Regions from separate parts of the Homo sapiens genome. Here region 2 is linked to region 1. Evidence: read pairs that join two places in POLR2A ChIA-PET (ENCODE). Cell type or tissue: OCI-LY7. All regions are shown on one strand. Links, peaks and the distances in the headings refer to the core of each region. The heading gives the core; the rest is flanking DNA.

Region 1 (6,544 bases), core at 761-5,760:
CTAATTTTTGTATTCTTAGTAGAGATGGGTTTCACCATGTTGGCCAGGCTGGTCTTGAACTCCTGACCTCAGATGATCTGCCCGCCTTGGCCTCTCAAAGTGCTGGGATTACAGGCATGAGTCACCGTACCCAGCCAAATGGTTTTTTTGTTTTTTGTTTTTTGTTGTTTTTTGAGATGGAGTCTCACTCAGTCACCCAGGCTGGAGTGCAGTGGCGCAATCTCGGCTTACTGCAAGCTCTGCCTCCCGGGTTCACACCATTCTCCTGCCTCAGCCTCCCGAGTAGCTGGGACTACAGGCGCTCACCACCACGCCTGGCTAATTTTTTGTATTTTTAGTAGAGATGGGGTTTCACCATATTAGCCAGGATGATCTCGAGCTCCTGACCTCGTGATCCGCCCGCCTTGGCCTCCCAAAATGCTGGGATTACAGGCATGAGCCACCGCACCCAGCCGCCAAATGGCTTTTTTAAATCGTAAATTACTTTTCTTGATTGAAGTTTTATGCAAAAATTGATCAGGATGATACCTACATGCCAGGTTTTTATATTTGAAACACATAACAAACTGAGCCTTAAAAATTCTGACTAAGCAGACTAGTATATAGGTAAAGAAATATCTAGAAAATGGAGTATTGTGCACAAAGTTTAATTTGGAAATAAATTTGTAAAATAAACTAAAATTAATTTTAGAAACCCTAACTTTGTTTGCTTTGACAATACAATGGAAATTATCAAGTTATAGTTAGAATAGGGGGAGACAAATAATGGTTGTCCTGAAAAGAACCCAAACTCAGACATTAGAGAGTCTTGAGGAGGTTCCATAGTGAATGTTAGGAGCATTATTAGCCTGTGAATCTGATTGGCTGGATTTGAATCCCAGCTCTGGCCACTAGCTGTGTAAGCTGAGATAGTCCCATTGTTGTAAGCCTGAGTGAAAGTGGGGATAATAAATGCAATGCCTGCCACATAAAGTTATGACGTCAAATAGTATACATTTGGTAAAGGCTCACAATTCTTATTATAGTTATTACTATTATTGTTTTACCATTATCATTATCATCATCATTGTTTCTCAAGGCAAAATCTAGCCTCCACCTCTTTATCTGTGTGACCTTGGTCTTTGCTTCTCCAAGATTCAGATTTTCCAGAGCACTGTTACCTCCATCCAGGGTCATTGTGAGGATTAAATGAGAAGTTTATACAGCACCTAGGTCAATGCTTTGTTGATAGTAACTGCTTTTACAGGTTAGCGCAACTAATAAGTCACTAACTCCTCAGCATTATAACATAGGCTTAATAAGTTTAACACCAAGTTCTTTCCTTGGGTGTAAGTTTAGCCTTAAAAGACTTCTAAAGATTTTCCAAAGTTAATGTTCTGTAATTAGCATATATGTAATCAAATAGGACTTTTATGTATATCTCATTCTTTCTTTATAACTTAAATATATATTATCTGGTTACAATTTAACACCCAGTTCTTTCCTTTGGTGTAAGGTTAGCCTTAGAAGACTTTTAAAGATTTTCCAAAGTTAATGTTCTATAATTAGCATATATGTAATCTTATATATTGAACTTTTATGTATATCTATTTCTTTCTTTATAACAAGTATATTTTACCATATCTGTATGTTATTACAAAGTAAATTATCATTATTTTTCAATTAAGAAGAAAACTAAGACTGTAGAACATTGAATGATTTGACCTCCTCAGGTACCTTTTGGTAGGTCTTCTGACTGCAAATGCTGGGTTCCCTCTGTTAAATCATACTACTTCCTGAGAAGAAATAAAAGATAAAGTGGGAAAATTCTGCATCTTAGGCAAGCTAAAGAAAAGTGGTTTAAAAATTATTGCCACTTCAAAAATAACAATGGCAGAATAGAAGGTATCTATTTTTATCACCTCTTGGGATCTTTTTGTGGGGCCAAGGGGAAAGCAGAAAGATACTAAAAGAGATGTTCATGTCCCTTTTTATTCATTTTAATTATTAAAGGGAACAGTGGCTTTGTGATTAATGACTGCTGTTCAGTCTATTTTATATCTTACAAGGATCTGACAGTTTTGTTTTACATTTTATAGCTGCAGCTTATCTTCTGGTGTCCCTTATACCAAGCAATTCATTCCGTCAGATGTTCCGGTCAACAAGGTCTTTGCACATCCCAACCCGTGACCTTCCACTCAGTCCAGACACAACAGTAGTCCTACATCAGGTCTACAACGTGCTCCTTGGTTTGCTCTCAAGAGCCAAACTTTATGTTGATGCTGCTGTTCATGGCACTACAAAGCTAGTGCCCTATTTTAGCTTTATGACTTACTGTTTAATTTCCAAAACTGAGAAGCTGATGTTTTCCACATATTTCATGGATTTGTGGAACCTTTTCCAGCCTAAACTTTCTGAGCCAGCAATAGCTACAAATCACAATAAACAGGCTTTGCTTTCATTTTGGTACAATGTCTGTGCTGACTGTCCAGAGAATATCCGCCTTATTGTTCAGAACCCAGTGGTAACCAAGAACATTGCCTTCAATTACATCCTTGCTGACCATGATGATCAGGATGTGGTGCTTTTTAACCGTGGGATGCTGCCAGCGTACTATGGCATTCTGAGGCTCTGCTGTGAGCAGTCTCCTGCATTCACACGACAACTGGCTTCTCACCAGAACATCCAGTGGGCCTTTAAGAATCTTACACCACATGCCAGCCAATACCCTGGAGTGAGTAAAATTGATACTCTTTTATCTGTATCCTCAAATAGATTGGAAATACCTGTTTTTCCCCTGGTGGGAAGTGGTGGCAGAATATAGAATAGTCTCACCATTCTTTCTTAAGAACTTAATGTGTATTTGTTTTCTTAAATACATATATAAAATGCTGTGTTGTTATAAAATTGATAACTGTGTAGATAACTTTTCTTAGGGTGAAGTTAAAGTTGCATATCCAGTAAAACTTACCTGTTTTTTAATTTGTGGTTTTGTAAATGTATTCTTCATGTGTGCCTAATGAAAAAAGCCAGCTTCATGGTACAGTTTTAAGGAATTGAGTACTTTGCTATTTAAAAATCAGATACTTAGCAAAATCTACATGCTGTGGTAAACTGTGAGCTAGACAATTTTATATCTAAAACTAGTAGTATTCCGCAGTATTTTTTCTCAAGCTGCATCCAAACAAATGAAATGCTTAAGAGATCAATCGAGATACATATATATGCAGTCTAAATTGGGTCCCTTTTACTCTGCACACTTACTTGTAGGTTTTATATTAAGTTTCCTCCCCTCGATGTAAAGCTGTCAAACCTGGTTAATAACTTTTCACTGTTGCCTCTTATTCTCTGTTGTAAACTGTACTTTAAAGACAGACCGTCCTTTATAGACGGTCTTTTTTTTTCTAGATGGTGTAATGAGTTGTATAGAATCTCACACCTGGGAAGAATAACCTAATTTCTAGTCAGAGAAAATTAGAATCCCAGGCCGGCATAGTGGCTCACACCTGTAATTTCAGCACTTTGGAGGCAGAGGCGGATCACTCGAGCCCAGCAGTTCAAGACCAGCCTGGGCAACATGGCAAAACTCCATCTCTACAAAAAATACAAAATTAGCTGGGAGTAGTGGTGTGCACCTATAGTCGCAGCTGCTTGGGAGGCTGAGGTGGGAGGATCGCTTGAGCCCAGGAGGTTGAGGCTGCATTGAGACATTGTACTGCACCCTGGGCAACAAAGCAAGACTCTGTCTCAAAAGAAAAAATCAGAATCCCTACAATGCAGGAAAGAGAGTGAGTGTACAAGTACCAAGAAATTGAAAACCAATGCCATAAGAATACAAAATATCAATCTTTCTGACTTCAAAGGGGTCGGGATAGGATTTATTAAGTTTCAGTAAATTTGTCTCTATCATATTCACATAAATAATATTTGATCTAGTTACTAGATGTGATGTCCAGAATTAAATATACTTTGACAAGTACTAGATGAGTTAGAATTTATCCCTCCATGTTATTTATTGCCCTTGACATCAGTGAAATGTAATGTCTTTTATTGTAGAATGTCCTTATCTATTAGAAATTTTCATGAAAATGGTACTTAAGTCAGTTTTTTGCTTTGAAAAATAAGAAGCTGGGGGTTTCAGTTCATTGACAAGTATGTGTTAGAAGAGCAGTCCTCTCCTGACATGTGCATATGAGTCTATAAAATCACAGCTAGTGATTTTACTAAAATATTTGTTTTTACTTTTTATTCATCAGGAAATTGAACTGAGCATCATTCTAGAAAAGCATTTTAAATGTTGGAACAAAGGTTTACCTCATATACACTATTAATTTAAGGGTTATTTAGGCATTTAAAATCTTTGTGACAAAGTAATGATTTCTCATTAATTAAAGAAAAAGTGGATAGGAGATGGTGTGGCATGCCTCTGGGTTTACATTTGAAGTTACAAAAGTAGTGCTTTAAGCAGTAATAAGACTAAAAATGAATTGTATTCACTTACAGTTTTTACTCTTTCTAAACTTGTATTTTAAGATTTGTTGAGTTCTTTTAGTGTTTATTATTATTGTTATTATTTGTATTTTAGTAGAGACAGAGTTTCATCATGTTGCCCTGGCTGGTCTCGAACTCCTGAGTTCAGGCAATCTGCCCGCCTCTGCCTCCCAAAGTGCTAGGCATCAGCCACTGCGCCCAGCCAAAATTTTTTAAATAGAATTTGTTACTGATTTTATAACTTTCTGAATGGAAGTATAATCTAGCTTATTTGTATAATTTTAAGAGTTGATTAATGAACGTAGAAATGAGAAACTGACCTTCTAAAATGCTATAGGGTTAAAAGATCATATGGCTTATTTGGCTTTTTTAGGCAGTAGAAGAACTGTTTAACCTGATGCAGCTGTTTATAGCTCAGAGGCCAGATATGAGAGAAGAAGAATTAGAAGATATTAAACAGTTCAAGAAAACAACCATAAGTTGTTACTTACGTTGCTTAGATGGCCGCTCCTGCTGGACTACTTTAATAAGGTAAAAAGATGTTTTTAGTTTTGTCTTGTTTATTTCCAGTGAGATGAGGACCATCCTTTTGATGTTTAAAGATAAATCATTTACATTGGGGAAGCATTTGTGCATGTAGCCACTTTGGAACATTTTGAAGGTTCATGAACTACTTTTAAACAGTTTTTGGTCTGGCTTTGGTTTGTATTTGTGTATGTTTTATCATTTTAGGGTTGAAGGGAACCTTTATGTATAGCCTTCTACCCAAAGCTTGAATAGTCTTGTTTATGGCAATTTATCCTAACTCAGGCTTGATAGTTCAGTTCTAGAGGCCTCCAGGAAGTTTTCTGCACCTTTGGATGAGTCTGTTAATATTTTGCATTCTGTTTAGCCCAAATATATCTATCTGGCTTTCTGATCTATATGACTTGGCCAAAATTATAAAACATAGTCTTTATAATTAATTTTCAGAGCTACAGAAGTTATTGAATGGTTACAGGAACTACTACAAATTACCCTTAATTCCCCTTAACCTAGAGAAATAAAGTTCAGGCTAATTTCTTAAATTCTTCTATGTATTACATCTAAGACTTGGAAGTGTTGTTTTTTATTAGGCACATTTTTTTTAATGGTACTTTACTGAAGACTTCACTGTAATATCTTAAGCTACTCAATCTAAGATGAGGTTATTTCAGATTGTCTTCTTTGGAAAGCTTTCAAATGTGAGTCTTCATTAGTAAACAGGGAAATTAACTACGCCTTTGCCGGATTTCTTAAAGGGATTGTTTTTAAATTTTGGATTAATTTTGAATACAATTGTTTTCCCAAAGTTTACTACTTAAAGCTTTATTTCAAAAAAGATTTAGAGCAGCCTGGGCAACATAGTAAAACCCCATCTCTATATAAATAAATAAGTTAGCAAATAAATTAGGGTGTGACGGCATGCACCTGTAGTCCCAGCTCCTCGGGGGGCTGAGGTGGGAAGATCCTTGAGCCCAAAAGGTGGAAGCTGCAGTGAGCCATGATTGTGCCATTGTACTCCAGCCTGGGTGACAGAGCGAGTCTCAAAAAAAGAAAAAAAAGATTTGGAGCTTTCTTAACTCTTCTTGAAAAAGGAAAGGAATAAAGTAGAAGGATTTCCAGTTGTAGTCTATAACAACATTTTTCTGGTATCTAATGAAAGAAGACCTGTTAACAGTAATATAGCTGTGTGAGTAATTATAGTCATGTGTTGCATAACAACAGGGTTACATTCTGAGAAATAAATTTTTAGCCTATTTCATCATTGTGCAAACATCAGAGTGACTACTCACACACAACTAGATAGTAGCGCCTGCTACACCCCTAGGATATATGGTATAGCCAACTGTTCCTAGGCTCTAAATCTGTATAGCATGTTACTACACTGAATACTGTAGGCAATTATAACAGAAAGGTAAGTATTTGTGTATCTAAACGTATTTAAACATAGAAAAGGTACAGTAAAAATATGGAATAAAAGACAGAAAATGGTACACTTGTGTAGGGCACTTACCATGAATGGTGCTTGCAAGACTGGAAATTGCCCTAGGTA
Region 2 (6,544 bases), core at 603-5,602, 230 kb before region 1:
CAACCATCACCACAAACAAGTCTAGAACACTTTATCACCTCAATAGGATTCCCCTACCTTTTAGCAATCAGTCACCCTAAGCTACTTCCCATTTCAGTAGCACGAAGCAACAACCAATATGCATTCTTAATATATTTGCCTATTCTGAACCTTTCGTGTATATGGAATACTAATATTTGTTTTTTTTGTGACTGCCTACTTTCACTTAGCATAATGCTTTCCAGTTTTGTCCATGTTGTAGCATATGCCAGTACTTCAGTCCTTTTTTTTTGTTTAAGACTTTTTGTATTTTTATTTTTATTTTTTGAGACAGAGTCTTGGTTTGTTGCCCAGGCTGGAGTGCAGTGGCATGAACTTTGTTCACTGCAGGCTCTGCCTCCTGGGTTCAAGTGATTCTCCAGCCTCAGCCTCCCGAGTAGCTGGGACTACAGGCGTGCGCCACCATGCCCAGCTTATTTTTGTATTTTTAGTAGAGACGGGGTTTCACCATATTGGCCAGGCTGGTCTCGCACTCCTGACTTCGTGATCCACCCACCTCAGCCTCCCAAAGTGCTGGGATTACAGGCGTGAGCCACCGCGCCGGCTGATACAACTTCATTCTTTTGCATGAGGCTGTTCAGTTGTCCAAGCTTCATTTTTAGAAAAATCTATTCTTTCTGTTGCATGGTCTTGGCATCCTTGTTTGAAAGTCATTTGCCTGTACATATATAGGGTTTTTTTCTGTACTCTGTATTCTGTTTCATTGATCTGTATGTCTATCCTTACGCCAGTACTACACTGTCTTGATTGCTGTGGCTTTGTAATAAGATTGGAAGTCAGAAAGTGTAAATCTTTGTTTTTTTTTTGTTTTTGTTTTTTTTTTCAAAATTATGTTGGCTCTTCAGGGTCCCTTGAGTTTCCTTCTGAGTTTTAGGATCAACTTGAAAACTTCTACAAAGATGCCAGCTGGAATTCTGGTAGAGATTGTAGTGAATCTGTGTATCAAGTTGAGGATTATTACTATCTTAACAATATTAAGTCTCCTGATCCATGAACATGGGATATCTTTCTATTTATTTAGGTTGTCTATAATGCTTTAAACAATATTTTGTAGTTTCCTACTTTTTTTTTTTTTTTTAAGAGGGAGTCTCACTGTCATCCAGGCTGCAGTACAGTGGCATGACTTCTGCCTTCCAGGTTCGAGCGCTCCTCTTGTCCCTCCTGTCCCTCCCGTCCCTCCATTCCCTCCTTCCTGTTGCCCAGGCTGGAGTGCAGTGGCACGATCTTGGCTCACCGCAACATCCACCTCCCAGGTTCAAGCAGTTCTCCTGCCTCAGCCTCCAGAGTAGCTGGGATGATTACAGGCATGCGCCACCACACCTTGCTAATTTTTATATTTTTAGTAGAGACAGGTTTTTCCATGTTGGCCAGGCTGGTCTCGAACTCCCAACCTCAGGTGATCCACCTGCCTTGGCCTCCCAGAGTGCTGAGATTACAGGCATGAGCCACTGTATCCGGCCTCTGGCCTGCACTTTTTGTTATTCAATACATTTTGGGCAAAGAATAAGAATCTTATTCTTTCTGATGCTATTGTAAAATTGTTTTTCTAGATTTTACATCTGAATTGTTCATTGCTAATATATAGAAATATGGTTGATTTGGTACCTTGATCTTGTATCCTGCAACCTTGAACTCATTTGTAAATTGTTTAGTGGATCCCTTAGGACTTTTTTATGTATGTCATCTATGGATGGAAACAGTTTCTTTATTCTTTCCATTTGGGATGACTTTTACTTCATATACTCATTATTAAAAATATATCTTCATTTGGCTTGATCAGTGGTTATCAAAGTATGATCTGTCAACCATGGAGGTCCCAGAGAGCCTGTCAAAGAGTTGTCAAGATAAGATATTCTTTGCATTTTTTTTCCCCGTCCTTGAGACAGGGCCTCACTCACTCTGTTTCCTGGGCCAGAGTGTGGTGCTATTATCAGCTTACTACAGACTTGAACCCCTCAGCTAAGGTGATCCTCCTGGGACTGCAGGCATGTGCCACCACACCAGGCTAAATTTTTTTATTTTTGTAGAGACAGATCTCACTGTGTTGCCCAGTCTGGTCTTGAACTCCTGGCCTGAAGCAGTCCTCCTGCCTTGGCCGCCCAAAGTACTGGGATTATAGACATGGGCATTCATGCCTGGCCAGTTTGTGTTTTTCATTGTGTTGACATTTTCATTGATAGTGCAAAAGTGTCATGGATAAAACTACTGGCCACTTTGTATGAAGAAAGACAGTGGCATTAAGTAGATGTTGTATTCCTTACTCCCAAACATTTGTTATTTAAAATAAATTTTGACTTGATGTTCAATTTTATTAAATTTCACAGATCCTTGGCTCTTGCCTGTAATCCCAGTATTTTGGGAGGCCAAGGCAGGTGGATCACCTGAGGTCAGGAGTTCAAGAACAGCCTGGCCAACATGGTGAAACCTTGTCTCTACTAAAAATACAAAAATTAGTTTGGTGTGGTGGCGCGCACCTGCAATCCCAACTACTTGGGAGGCTGAGGCAGGAGAATGGCTTGATCCCAGTAGGCGGAGGTTGCAGCAAGCCGAGATTGCACCACTGCACTCCAGCCTAGGCGACAGAGTGAGACTGTCTCAAATAAATAAATAAATAAAAGAAAAAACCCAAAACTAAAAAAACCAATTTCACAGATCTTGTATTCATGTCTTTTTATATTCTGTGATGAAATGAGTTCATATAAAGCATTTCTTCTCTCCTTAGTGCAGTAAGATGGTTAATTTGAGAAAATGGACAAGTGGTTTGAGTTGTGAGCTGAGCTAGCTGCTTTTTTCATAAAACATCTGTTTGAAAGTGTGATGGACTCATGCAAAGTTATCCAGATTTTTTATATTTAACAAGCATTTTCTTGAAAAACCAAGCATGTCACTTCAAGGAAGACTGATAATGTTAATTGCCAGTGATAAAATTTGAGCTTTGATAGAAAAATTAAAATTTTAGAAAACTTGAACCTGACACCATGAACTTGAAAGGTGCCCAATACTTAACAGATTTTTCTGATGAGATCAGTGGAATTATATATGTTTTCTGGTTTTTTTTTTTTTTTTTTTTTTTTTTTTGGAAGACAGTTTCACTCTGTTGCCCAGGCTGGAGTGCAGTGGTGCGTTCTCTGCTCACTGCAACCTCTGCCTTCTGGGTTCAAATGATTCGGGTGCCTCAGCCTCCCGAGTAGCTGAGACTGCAGGTGCATGCCACGATGCCAGGCTAATTTTTTTATTTTTAGTAGAGACAGTGTTTCACCATGTTAGCTACGCTGGTCTTGAACTCCTGACCTCAGGTGATCTGCTTGCCTTGGCCTCCCAAAATGCTGGGATTACAGGCATGAGCCACCACGCCCGGCCTAATGTTATTTTCTGATGCTGTGTAATGAAATGTGTCAACATTGGAAAGATGATGTACATAACTTAGTGGACCAATATTTTCCAGATCACCAGTATATTATGTTATAAAATTATGCATGGGCAAAGTATCTACTCAGAGGGTAAAGTAGATCAGTGGAATTTTTTTTTTTTTTTTTTGATGTGGAGTCTTGCTCTGTTGCCCAGGCTGCAGTGTAGTGGCACGATCTCGGCTCATTGCAACCTCTGCCTCTCAGGTTCTAGGGATTCTCTCACCTCAGCCTCCTGAGTAGCTGAGATTACAGGCACATACCACTACACCTGGCTAATTTTTGTATTTTTAGTAGAGATGGGGCTTCACCATGTTGGCCAGGCTGGTCTCGAGCTCCTGACTTTAAGTGATCTGCCCGCCTTGGCTTCTCAAAGGGCTAGAATTACAGGCGTGAGCTACCACGCCCAGCCTACATCACTGGATTTTAATGTAACAGACAGTACTTACATGATTTCAGTTTTCATATTACAACTCATTTTAAGAAATTACCATTGAGTTTTGGTGTAATATTGAAGAAGAAAATATTTAAGACAAAGCTGTTAAAATATTCCTACTTTCAACTTTAGATCATTTCAGGATGGATCTTCATATACTTCAATCAGGACAGTATATGATGGAGTACAGAAGCACTTAGAAGGATACAGCCATCTTCTATTAAGCTAGACCCTAGATTTTCAAAAATATATAACAGTTCCACTTGTCTCACTGGTGTTTTTTGGTGGAAAATATGGAATGAAGTATTTATAAATGAATGAATAAATATGTAGACATTTCTAAGTTTTAGTTTAGTTTTTTTTTTTTTTTTTTTTTGAGACAGAGTCTGACTCTGTCACCCAGACTGGAGTGCAGTGGTGCAATCCTGGCTCACTGTAATCTCTGCCTTCCTGGGTTCAGGTGATTCTCCTGCCTCAGCCTCCTGAGTGGCTGGGATTACAGGTGCCCACCAAGTTACAGACTAATTACTTTTTTTTTTTTTGAAACAGAGTCTCACTGTGTTGCCCAGGCTGGAGTGCAGTGGCACGATCGCAGCTCACTGCAACCTCTGCCTTTCAGGTTCAAGCGATACTTCTGCCTCAGGCTCCCGAGTAGCTGGTATTACACGTGCATAGCACCACGCCTGGCAAATTTTTTGTATTTTTAAAAATAGAGACTGGGTGTCAGGCTGGTCTTGAACTCCTGACCTCGTGATCCGCTTGCCTTGGCCTCCCAAAGTGCTGGGATTACAGGCAGAGCCACTGTGCCTGGCCTGTAAGACATTATTATTATTTTATACAGTTTATGTTAATTTAGATTTACCCACATTTACTCTTTCTGTTGCTCTTCTTTTTTGTGTCTCTTGGCTTTCATCCGGGATCATTTTTCTCTTAGCAATTTTTTTTTTTTTTTTTTGAGACGGAGTCTCGATCTGTTGCCCAGGCTGGAGTGCAGTGGCGCAATCTCGGCTCACTGCAAACTCTGCCTCCCGGGTTCATGCCATTCTCCTGCCTCAGCCTCCTGAGTAGCTGGGACTACAGGTGCTTGCCACCACGCCCCGCTAACTTTTTGTATTTTTCGTAGAGATGGGGTTTCACTGTGTTAGCCAGGATGGTCTTGATCTCCTGACCTTGTGATCCGCCCGCCTCGGCCTCCCAAAGTGCTGGGATTACAGGTGTGAGCCACCGGGCCCGGCCAGCATTTTTTTTTTTTTTTTTTTTTTTTTTTAGTGTGGTTCTGCTGTTGACAGTTTTTTCTCTTAGCATTTTTTTGTGTGTGTGTGTTTAGTGTGGTTCTGCTGTTGACAAATTTTTTTTTCAGTGTTTGCTTGTTTTCTAAAGTTCATTTTTAGGCTAACACTGAAGTAGGATAATGAATTACAAGTTGGCAGTTACTATTGCTTCTTCAAACCAATCATTCCATTGTCCCCTGGCTTCCATTGTTTATACAGAGAAATCACCTATCGGTTTTACTGTTACTTCTTTGAAGATAAGTTTTTTCCTCACTTGCTCAGTTTTTTTTTTTTTTTGGTGTTAAGGAACAGAGTTTAATAGGCAAGAAAGAAACGATAAGGCAGAAGGAAGAGGCTCCCCTGTACAGAGACGGAGGGGGTGCTCCAAAGCCAAAAAAGGAGGTCTCCACGTGCGGTGGACACCTGCCAGGTATATATGCAGAGGCTGGAGGAGGCAATGTCTGATTTGCATAGGGCTCAGGGGATTTGTTTGACTAGGCATGTCATTCAGGTAGCCCGTGAAAAAGCTGGCCCTCCCACCCTAGCCCTTTAATGTGCATCATTTGCTCAGTTTTAAGATTTTCTTTGTTTTTGTCTTCAGTAGTTAACTATGACAAGTCCGCATCTGATTTTGTATTTATTGGGATTCATAGTGCTTCTTGAATGTGAGTTTTTTAAAAATTTATTTTAGAAGTACTTAGCCATTATTTTTTCAAATGTAGTCACTGCCTCAGTCTGTCTTTCATCACCTTTTGATCTTCCTTCTCTCTTTTGCTTTCTTCTATATTTTTATCCTTTTGGCTTTTGTGTCTTCATACTGCAGTCTGGATATTTTCTTTGACCCATCTTCCTTTTTCGATTTCTCAGTCTTGTTTAATCTGTATTAAAGCCATCTATCAATTTTAATTTCTGTTATTGTATATTTTAATTCTTAGGCTTTTGAGTTTTTTCTTTTTAATAGATTTTATTTTTGGGACAGGGTTTTGCTCTGTCACCCAGGCTGGAGTGCAGTGGCAGAATCTTGTCACCTTGACCTTCTGGGCCCAAGTGATCCTCCCACCTCAGCCTCCTGAGTAGCTGGGACTACAGGCATGCATGCCCCACCATACCTACAATTTTATTTATTTATATTTTTAGCAATGAAGTCTCCGTATGTTGCCCATGCTGAAGCAGTCCTGCTTTCGCCTCCCAGAGTGCTAGGGTTACAGGCATGAGCCACCTTGCCTGGTCAGCATTATTTTTTTACAGCAGTTTTTAGTTCACACCAAAATTGAGCATAAGGTGCAGATATTTCCGGTATGCCACCTGACTCCCCACACACGAAGCCTCCTCCATTATCAACATCTGACACCAGAGTGAGTGGTACATTTGTTACACTTGGTGAATCTACG

The links. Peaks named below come from ENCODE experiments on the same cell type or tissue, not always from the same donor. Only the 100,000 strongest peaks of a DNase experiment are listed, where the experiment ranks them.
Region 2: POLR2A ChIA-PET joins it to region 1 with 8 read pairs; 2 of 35 experiments call an interaction of 5 or more read pairs at or near these places.

The regions. Positions count from the first base shown.
Region 1 is chr2:61,210,229-61,216,772 of GRCh38, reverse strand. It overlaps USP34 (ubiquitin specific peptidase 34), which reads left to right. Exons shown (of 80, transcript NM_014709.4): 68 at 2,079-2,713; 69 at 4,844-5,001. Among named protein-coding and RNA genes, the nearest start is that of C2orf74-AS1, 35 kb to the right of the region's middle. In OCI-LY7, for the core only: no CTCF peak of the experiment used is centred there; no DNase peak of the experiment used is centred there.
Region 2 is chr2:61,443,828-61,450,371 of GRCh38, reverse strand. The region is part of intron 1 of USP34 (ubiquitin specific peptidase 34); the gene reads left to right. Among named protein-coding and RNA genes, the nearest start is that of USP34, 24 kb to the left of the region's middle. RefSeq lists a silencer at 1-95. In OCI-LY7, for the core only: no CTCF peak of the experiment used is centred there; DNase peaks (open chromatin) are centred at 3,221 and 5,601; H3K4me3 peaks cover 2,010 bases; H3K27ac peaks cover 5,000 bases.